3 separate regions of the Homo sapiens genome follow, and all the other regions are linked to region 1. A link is a contact called in ENCODE Hi-C data. All regions are on one chromosome and are shown on one strand. The core of a region is the stretch at or near the end of the contact, and the rest is flanking DNA. Distances in the headings are between cores, read along the strand shown. Region 1 holds the start of EEF1AKMT2 (EEF1A lysine methyltransferase 2). Region 2 holds the start of FAM24B (family with sequence similarity 24 member B). Region 3 holds the start of C10orf88 (chromosome 10 open reading frame 88).

Region 1 (2,963 bases), core at 217-2,716:
AGCTATTTATGACAGAGGTTTAAACATCACTAGTGTTATTAATAAATACACATAGTTCAATCTTTTAACGTCCTTGAGTTAAAAGAAGGAAATACATGGGCAAGCAGAATACGTTTATACTGTACATGTAAAGCATTTAGGACAATATCTGATGCACAACAATAAGTTTTAGCCTAAAAAAACACAAAGACATTTGTCCACGTATCCCTAAGTCCCTGACCCAAGTTCAAAACTTGATGAAACAAGCACATCTGGTCTCAAGTGTGCAGGCACACAGTCTCTTTCCTGTGCTATTTGTCTCTGCCTATTCCAGTCTTCTAGCCCTCCGTTTAAATTTTCTCTGGACGCTTTTCTTCTTTTTTTGAGACGGAGTCACGCTCTGTCACCAGGCTGGAGTGCAGTGGCGCGATCTCGGCTCACTGCAACCTCCGCCTCCCGGGTTCAAGCGATTCTCCTGCCTCAGCCTCCCGAGTAGCTGGGACTACAGGTGTGCGCCACCACACCCCGCTAATTTTTGTATTTTTAGTAGAGACGGGGTTTCACCATGTTGGTCAGGCTGGTCTCGATCTCCTGACCTTGTGCTCCGCCCGCCTCGGCCTCCCAAAGTGCTGGGATTACAGGCGTAAGCCACCACGCACCCGGCCCTCTGAATCCTTTTCATTTGCCGTCTCTTTTCCTACAATGATTCTCTAGAATCCCTGCTCCCTCTCATCCCGCCAATTTACCTCTCCCCAACTGTTCCCTGCAGCCATTCATCCACCCACATTAATTCATTTAATAATTCCTGAGCGTCTGTTTGAGGTCAGATCGCTTTCTTTCACCCCAAGATCCCCCACTATCTCCCCGCTCCCGCCTCGGGTCATCCGCTATTCCCACCCCACTTCCAGCTCCCACATCCCTCCCCTCCTACTCAGCCTTTTCGGCTCCCAGGCCCAGCACTTCTCCCTCGGTCTCTCACTCTCGCCGACCAGCCCTATTCGCCAGCCTCGCCCTCTCCCCCTTTCCCCCAAGCCTGGCCCTCAGGTTCGAGACTCCCAAAAGGCCTCCCAGGAGCCAAAGCCTGTCCCGCACCCACAAGCCCCTTGGGCTCCAATCCCTTGAAACGTCGGTTAACCGCGTAGGGCGACCCCTAGGGATTCCACTCTTTGAAATCCCCGTAAGCCCCCCGCCAGGTGGCCCTGCTCCCGTCACGCCCCCGAGGGTCTCCCTGTCCCTGAGCCCCGGGTCTCCACCCCGCCGTCCCCTTCTCGGGGCCCAGGCAGGGCGGCACGGCTCATCCTCCCCTGCCCAGCGTCACACTCACTGCTCGCGGGTCCCCAGCGCCGACGGGACGAAACCGTCCTCCCCGGGACTGCCCTTGTCCGACCGCGCCGCCACCGCAGCGCCACCGCCGCCGTCAGCGCCCGAGCTCATTTCGCTCCACGTCCTGGACGGCCGTTGGGGCCGCCATAGAGACGGGGCACAGGCAGAGCGGACGAGCGGACCGGCGCCTCTAGGCGGCGGGAGGCCGCCCTCTCGACTGCTCCAGCCCCCGCGCTGGGGCTGGGATGGGGACGCGACGCCCTCTGCTCTACCCCCGGCTCCCTGCGCCGGCGGGGACCGTGCGCTCTCCCCACAGCGTTAGTGGCATCCCCTTCGTCGAGGTCCAAGAGCGGCTGTATTTGGGGACTGCTGTTCGTGAGGGACCATTAGAGGTATTGCATTTTGGAAAACGGCTGGCTTCCGCACCGTGGACACCTAAAGCCGACGCCGCTCTACCCAAACGCAGAAATCACTTCACCTCTCCACTGCGTGCGCCTGTCTGCGAAGCGGGTGCGAGCGTCCATCCAGTTATTTGGCTCCTTGGCAAGAGGCCAACTTCGTTTCTGGCTAAGATTCTGACTTGAAAACCGCGTTCTGGCCTCTTGTGACTTGATGTCACCGGTAGACGTGGAAATTTATGTCCAGGGAAAGGAATGCCCTGCAACTCTCCACAATACGCCAAACACGGGGATCAGTGTGTTGTGGAAGAAAGACTGCTAAGTGAGAGGATGCCCGGATAAGCCTCAGCTCTGCCTCGACCCAGGCACCTGGCCTTGCTTAAGTTTGTTTTGTTTTGTTTTGTTTTGTTTTGTTTTTTGAGACGAAGTTTCGCTCTTGTCGCCCAGGCTGGAGTGCAATGCAATGGCGCGATCTCGGCTCACCGCAACCTCCGCCTCCCGGGTTCAAGCGATTCTCCTGCCTCAACTTCCCGAGTAACTGGATTACAGGCGGGCGCCACCACGCCAGGCTAATTTTGTTTTGTTTTGTTTTTTAGACGTAGTCTCGCTCTGTCGCCCAGGCTGGAGTGCAGTGGCTCGATCTCGGCTCGCTGCAAGCTCCGCCTCCCGGGCTCACGCCATTCTCCTGCCTAAGCCTCCGGAGTAGCTGGGACTACAGGCGCCCACCACCACGCCCGGATAATTTTTTGTATTTTTTTTAGTGGAGACGGTGTTTCACCGTGTTAGCCAGGATGGTCTCGATCTCCTGACCTCGTGATCCACCCGCCTCGGCCTCCCAAAGTGCTGGGATTACAGGCGTGAGCCACCGCGCCCGGCCTAATTTTGTATTTTTAGTAGAGACGGGGTTCCTTCATGTTGGTCAGGCTGGTCTCGAAGTCCCGACCTCAAGTGATCCTCCCGCCTCAGCCTCCCAAAGTGCAGGGATTACAGGCGTGAGCCACCGCGCCTGGCCTCTTGTCTAAGTCTTAACCTCTGTGTGTTTCCTCCCTGTACCATGTCAGAACTAGACGGTGTCTTTGTTCCACAAAACTGCTCCCAACCCGCGAACCGGAGATTGCATCTGCCTCTGGGTCTGAGTGCCATTGGTAGATCTGCAGTATAATACAAGAGATCTTATGGGCCAAAGTCTGGGGTATTTTCTGTAGTAGCTGTGAAATACTGCTGGTCCTATGTCCTAGGCAAGGCCCTCAAATGCCCCTAGCG
Region 2 (2,963 bases), core at 192-2,691, 1.9 Mb before region 1:
AAGAAGGGGCATTCTAGGTAGAGGGAAAAGCATGTACAAAAGCTGGGGGGTCTAGGAGGCAGGCAGAAGTCAAGGATAAAGGGCTTTGTATGCCTGTTAAGAAGTAATGGTGGCCAGGTGCGGTGGCTCACGCTTGTAATCCCAGCACTTTTGGGAGCCGAGGCGGGCGGATCACTTGAAGCCAGGAGTTTGAGACCAGCCTGGCCAACATGGCAAAACCCTGTCTCTCCTAAAAATACAAAAATTAGCTGGGCCTGGTGGTGCACGCCTGTAGTCCCAGCTACTCAGAAGGCTGAGGCAGGAGAATCGCTTGAACCCAAGAGGCGGAAGTTGCAGGAGCCGAGATCACACCACTGTACTCCAGCCTGGGTGACAGACTGAAACTCCATCTCAAAAGAAAAAAAAAAGTAATGGTGATGGTGATTCAGTCAGAAAGCATCAAGCATCAGGACAATTGATAAAAGATTAGAGGGCAGTGCAGAAAATGAAACGCAGGTGAGGAGATAATGACTATCAACCAGTAAAGAAACTCCTGGAATTGTTCCGATGAAAGCTAGTATTTCAAAACAGAGAGGCAGAGATGGAGAAAGACAGGGAAGTTTTTCTTTAAAAACCAAAAATAAAACAAGACTGGGTGATAATACTGAACATACGAGATTGAAAGAAAGGGGAGACGACAAAATGCTGTAGGCTTTCTGCCTTATTTAAGGAAGTCAAAATCCAGCTTATAGTATTGATCTTGCTCATGAAGTTTCAGATAGGTAATTCTAAAAAGCCTATTTTCCTTTAGACTGTCCAATTATGATGACATGTATCAAAGTTAACTTATGACTACAATGGGCTGGGCATAAAGAACAGGAAGTCTGGTGTACACAACTTAGAATGCATCTGGAGTACAAAAGGAAGAAAGAGGCAAGATCTACTTCCTATTCCATGGGGCATCTGGAAAACTCCCTCAGGCGACCGCTCCATCCAAACACCTGGGATCTTTCTCAACCTTCTGATTTCTGTCACGAGGGCATCCAGCATAGTCCTGGCAACGCCGTAGGATCAGGGAGCATCAAATGAGATGGCACCTGGGGAAGGCCCGTGTGGCCCAGCGTCCACCACTAACGCCGTTCAATATCTACCTCAACTCCCCTCTAACGCGAGAATGTGTATGAGAGAGGCAGGGAGAGTTCGGAGTAAAATTAACCCGAATGGACAGCGCTTCCGCCGCGTTCGCTGCCACAAATGCTGCAGACCCGACGGAGTGGAGGCAGAAAAGGCCCTGGCGTCCACTCGGGAAAGAACGAGGTCAGGAGTCGGTCCTGCACATCGCGTAGAGCGAAGAGACGACACCTACCTGACCATAGACGCTCCCCATCCGCCCAGCAACCGTGGTCCATGCTGCCTGCGTCCACCGCCAGCGTCGAAAAACCGCCGTGGTGCCCGCGCACAGTGCACCGCGCCTGCGCATGGTCTCCAAAGGCTGAGCGAGGGCCTGCCAGTGCGCATGCTCCGCTCTTTAGCGCTTCCTGAGCAAAGTTTGAACGCCTCTCGAGTCCAGTTGGCTTATGCGCATGCGTTTCTCTGGTGCAGGTTCTCACCAAATCCAGAAGCGGCGGGCATTTGAAATGATGTAAGCCGGGAGTCGCTCTGCCTGCCCGTTTCTGCGCTGCACTGGCCGACACTTAAGCACTGGAAGAGAGGCCTGGCAGGAGGCGGCGCAGTGGACACGCGGTCCGAGGACGGGGGCCTCACCCGCCGCCCCACGCTTGCCTCTTCCTGGGATGCCGCAGGCGGGGCCCTAACTCACAGCCTCCTCACCCGGGCTCGTGTCTGCGCCCGCGACTTCGACTGGGAGGAGCTTCTGGCGCCACCTGCGCCACGGTGCGCCGGGCCGCCGGCGACCGGGTCGCTGCGCTCGGCGACTGCCGCGCTCCTCGGGGAACGTGAGGGTCTGAGTCCGGGATCCAGGAGAGCAGTTGGTGTCGGGTCTCTGCGGGGGAGCGGGGCTGCGAGGTGGAGGCGAGGACCGGGGTGGGCGGAGGCGGGGTAGGTCTGGCCGGGAAGTACCCGAGGCCCCGAGGCATGAGCGGGGGAAGGTGACCAGGACTTGGAATTTCATAAACGTCCCCGTCAGGCGTGACGGGTCGTCAGGGCTGCTATCAAAGTCAGTCCGCCCATCTACCCTCAAACAAGCCACCTCCTCTCCACCAAAACAGGCTGTGTAAAAAGTCCAGCTATAGACGACCGCCGTCGACTTAATTTCGAAAAAGATACACTTTGTCTTCTATTGTGTTCTGCTCCTACTCCTGTGCACACAGTAGGTGTCCAGTAATGTATCCGAGAATCAATTGCAGGGGACTGAGTAGAACGTTGATGATTGAGGAAAAAATAGAGGGGGAAGCCCTGATGTGTGATGCCTCCATTTCCTTATGAATTCTGTGTTGAGCATTTGTTAGAATAAACCTCATGGCCTAACAAGTGGGTTTTGAGCCATGTTCAGAAACTATACTGTGTGATGTTTTCACCTGTTTTCTTCTCAGCCAGAATCTGGTGATTTAGAAGAGAAGATTGAACAACCAAGATGAAAACCCCTGCTTCCTTTACCTGAGGTGTGGCCCTGATGGAGGTGAAGAAATCGCTTCTATTGGCATTTTAAGTTCAGCAAGAAATATGGAAGTGTACTTAGGAGAGGAGTACTGTGGAACCAGTAGGGGCAAGAATGTTTGTACTGTCTTGGATGACAGTTGTGTGACTTGTACACGGGAAAGTGTTCTCCTGAATTGGTGTCTTTATTCTGTTCACCTTTTGCAATATTGATTGACTCTCTGACATTGATGTTTACATTAGAGAAGAGAAGATAAAAACCTACTATGGCATAGAAGGTTAGACCATTAAAGCATCTTCTAGGCAATCTAGTTCAGCTTCCTCATTTTTAGGAATGCAGAAATTTAGAGCTAATAAAGGAGAGGTGA
Region 3 (2,963 bases), core at 165-2,664, 1.8 Mb before region 1:
TGTACAAGTCACACACCTGTCATCCAGGACAGTACAAACATTCTTGCCCCTACTGGTTCCACAGTACTCCTCTCCTAAGTACACTTCCATATTTCTTGCTGAACTTAAAATGCCAATAGAAGCGATTTCTTCACCTCCATCAGGGCCACACCTCAGGTAAAGGAAGCAGGGGTTTTCATCTTTGTTGTTGTGGTTTCTCTTCAAAATCACCAGATCCTGACTGAGAAGAAAATTGGTGAAAACATCACACAGTATAGTTCTCTGAACATGACTCTTCTTTTTTGAGACGGAGTCTGGCTCTGTCGCCCAGGCTGGAATGCAGTGGCTCCATCTCGGCTCACTGCACGCTCCGCCTTCCGGGTTCACGCCATTCTCCTGCCTCAGCCTCCCAAGCAGCTGGGACTACAGGCACCCGCCACCGCGCCCGGCTAATTTTTTGTATTTTTCGTAGAGACGGGGTTTCGCCGTGTTAGCCAGGATGGTCTTGATCTCCTGACGTCGTGATCCGCCCGCCTCGGCCTCCCAAAGTGCTGGGATTACAGGTGTGAGCCACCGTGCCCGGCCGGGGCTTCTTTCTTCTAACTCACTTCCACTTGCCCTTGAGGTCCAAGCACCTTCCCAAGCATCCAAGAAGCGCTCAACACAGAATTCATACGGAAATGAAGGTGTCACACATCAGGGCTTTCCCAAACTCTATTTTTTCCTCAATCAACATTCTACTCAATCCCCTGCAATTGACTCTCGGATAATTACATAAATCACTGGGCACCTACTGGGTGCAGGGCACAATGAAAGACAAAAGTGTATCTTTTTCGAAATTAAGTCGACAGCGATCATCTATAGCTGGACTTTTTACACAGCCTGTTTTGGTGGACAGGAGGTGTCTTGTTTGAGGGTAGAGGGGCGGACTGACTTTGACAGCAGCCCTGAGGGGCTATCACGCCTGATGGGGACGTTATATGAAATTCCGAGTCCGGGTCACCTTCCCCCTCTCACGCCCAGGAGCCTCGGCCCCTTCCCGGCCGGACCCACCCCCCTCCGCCCACCCCGGACGACCTCGCAGCTCCCCTCCCCAACTAGAGACCTGGTACCAACTGCTCTCCCGGATCCCGGGCTCAGACCCTCTCGCCTCCCCTCACAGCTCCCCTAGAAGCGCGGCAGTTGCCGAGCATAGCGACCCCGTCCCCGTCGGCCCGGCGCACCCTGGAGCAGGCGGTGCCAGCAGCTCCTCCCAGTCGAAGTCACCGGGGCCGAGACCGGCCCGGGTGAGGAGGAGGCTGTGGGTCAGGGCCCCGCCTGCAACATCCCAAGAAGAGGCCAGCGTGGGGCGGCGGGTGAGGCCCCCGTCCTCGGTCCGCGTCTCCATTCCGCCGCCTTCAGTCAGGCCAGCCCAGCCCCGGAACCTCTCTTCCAGTGCTTGAATTTCCGCCGGTACAGCGTGGAAATGGGCAGGCAAAGCGACTTCCGGCTCACTCCGCTTCAAGTACCCGCCGCTTCTTGCTTTGGTGGGGAGAGCAGGCACCAGAGACACGCATGCGCATGTGCCAGCTGGCCTCAGGCGCGGCGTTCAAAGTGTGCGGGGAGGAGGTCGAGAGCGGAGCATGCGCACTGGCAGACCCTTGCTCTTTCGCTGGAGACTATGCGCAGGCGCGGTGCACTGCGCGCCGGCACGAGGGTGTTTTCGACGTTGGCTGTGGGGAAACAGCAAGCGGCGTGGACGACCGTTGCTGAGCTGGTGTGGAACGTCTGTGATCAGGTAGGTGTAGTCTCGTCGCTCTACGCTGCGTGCAAGACCGACTCCTGACCTCGTTCTTTCCCAAGGGGACGCCAGGGCCTTTTCTGCTTCCATTCCGTCGGATCTGCAGCATTTGTGGCAGCTAGCGCGGCGGACGCGCTGCCGATTCGGGTTATTTTTACTTCGAATTCTCCTAGCCTCCCTCACACATATTCTCGCTTTAGAGGGGGGCTGAAGCGGATGATGGGGTTTTGGGGTTGAAGGGCATCTGTGATGGGCATTGAGCCACGCTGGCCTTCGCCGGGTGCTGTCTCAGCTGACGCCCCCTGACCCCATGTGCAACCCTCAGGCCGCAGGAACCCGGGCATCCAGGGCTGGACGCTCTAGGTGACAGAAATTTGAAATGCAAGAAAGACCCAGACACCGAAGGCAGGGGCTGCCCCATGAGATCGCTCCTCATGGCACTGGAAACAGCGAGTGGAAAGGGGGGGTCTCAGAACTCTGTTGAAGTAGAATATGAACTCAGTCTTGAAGGAACTTAAGGCTACGGATGCAGAACAGTGGGAGCAGATGGAACTTTCTAGATGCCCCACGGGATGGGACTGTATATAGTGTGCCCCCTCATCCTCCTCCTGTAGAGGCTTGTGCAGATTATTTTTCTGTCTTTTGAAAAAAGCAAACTCTGAAATTCCACTTGTCTATAATCTAGAGTTCCAAAGTTGTGTTTAAGGTGGTATCCTCTCTAGGAAATAACGTTTTTGCTCACCCATACTCTAATTTTCTTTCAGAGCTGTCTATTCTGGGTTCATGACTCAGTGCGCATTACTTTAATCTTTTTGCTTATGTTTTCGTTTGAGTTTATGTACTAGGACTTGTGCCCTCTAGCTAAAAATGAGAATAAACTTTGCATTCTGTTTACCTGTGTCAAAGCAAGAAAAATGATGACCAAATGTATTTTTCTATAAGTAATCACCAGAATGTACGTATGGTAGGTGAATTCACCAAGATTGAAAGAGAGAAATGTCACCAAAGGTCTATCATAGCAGAATTGTAAAGTCCTCGTTTGCAAAGATTTTTTTAATATTTCAGACTCATTCTAAGTTGTCCTTGTCATTATTTTTGTCCTGTATGTCCTGCTTCCTGTGGTTGTAAGTTAACTTTGATCCACATTAATACATGTGGACAATCCGAAGGAAAATAGGCTCTTCAGAAACTAATCTGCAATTTC

The links. A loop is a pair of places that touch in the nucleus more often than their neighbours do. Pooled maps may share reads with other maps.
Region 2: a map of CD8-positive, alpha-beta T cell shows a loop between it and region 1 (8-fold over the local background). The contact joins the promoter of FAM24B here to the promoter of EEF1AKMT2 in region 1. A Hi-C loop is called at or near these places in 1 of 168 maps with a recorded cell type or tissue (CD8-positive, alpha-beta T cell), 1 of 37 single-sample maps with no recorded cell type and 6 of 50 pooled maps.
Region 3: a pooled map shows a loop between it and region 1 (3-fold over the local background). The contact joins the promoter of C10orf88 here to the promoter of EEF1AKMT2 in region 1. A Hi-C loop is called at or near these places in 6 of 50 pooled maps.

Annotation. Positions count from the first base shown.
Region 1 is chr10:124,790,421-124,793,383 of GRCh38, forward strand. It overlaps EEF1AKMT2 (EEF1A lysine methyltransferase 2), which reads right to left and starts at 1,467. Exons shown (of 7, transcript NM_212554.4): 1 at 1,304-1,467. The coding sequence starts at 1,413. RefSeq lists enhancers at 1,419-2,143, 1,771-2,080, 2,144-2,866 and a silencer at 1,581-1,640.
Region 2 is chr10:122,878,140-122,881,102 of GRCh38, forward strand. FAM24B (family with sequence similarity 24 member B) reads right to left here and starts at 1,442. Exons shown (of 4, transcript NM_152644.3): 1 at 1,346-1,442. It overlaps FAM24B-CUZD1 (FAM24B-CUZD1 readthrough), which reads right to left and starts at 1,502. Exons shown (of 11, transcript NR_037915.1): 1 at 1,346-1,502. It also overlaps the pseudogene C10orf88B.
Region 3 is chr10:122,952,813-122,955,775 of GRCh38, forward strand. C10orf88 (chromosome 10 open reading frame 88) reads right to left here and starts at 1,415. Exons shown (of 6, transcript NM_024942.4): 1 at 1,203-1,415; 2 at 17-220. The coding sequence starts at 1,366. LOC124902519 (a long non-coding RNA gene) reads left to right here and starts at 1,630. Exons shown (of 2, transcript XR_007062325.1): 1 at 1,630-1,756. RefSeq lists a silencer at 1,131-1,210.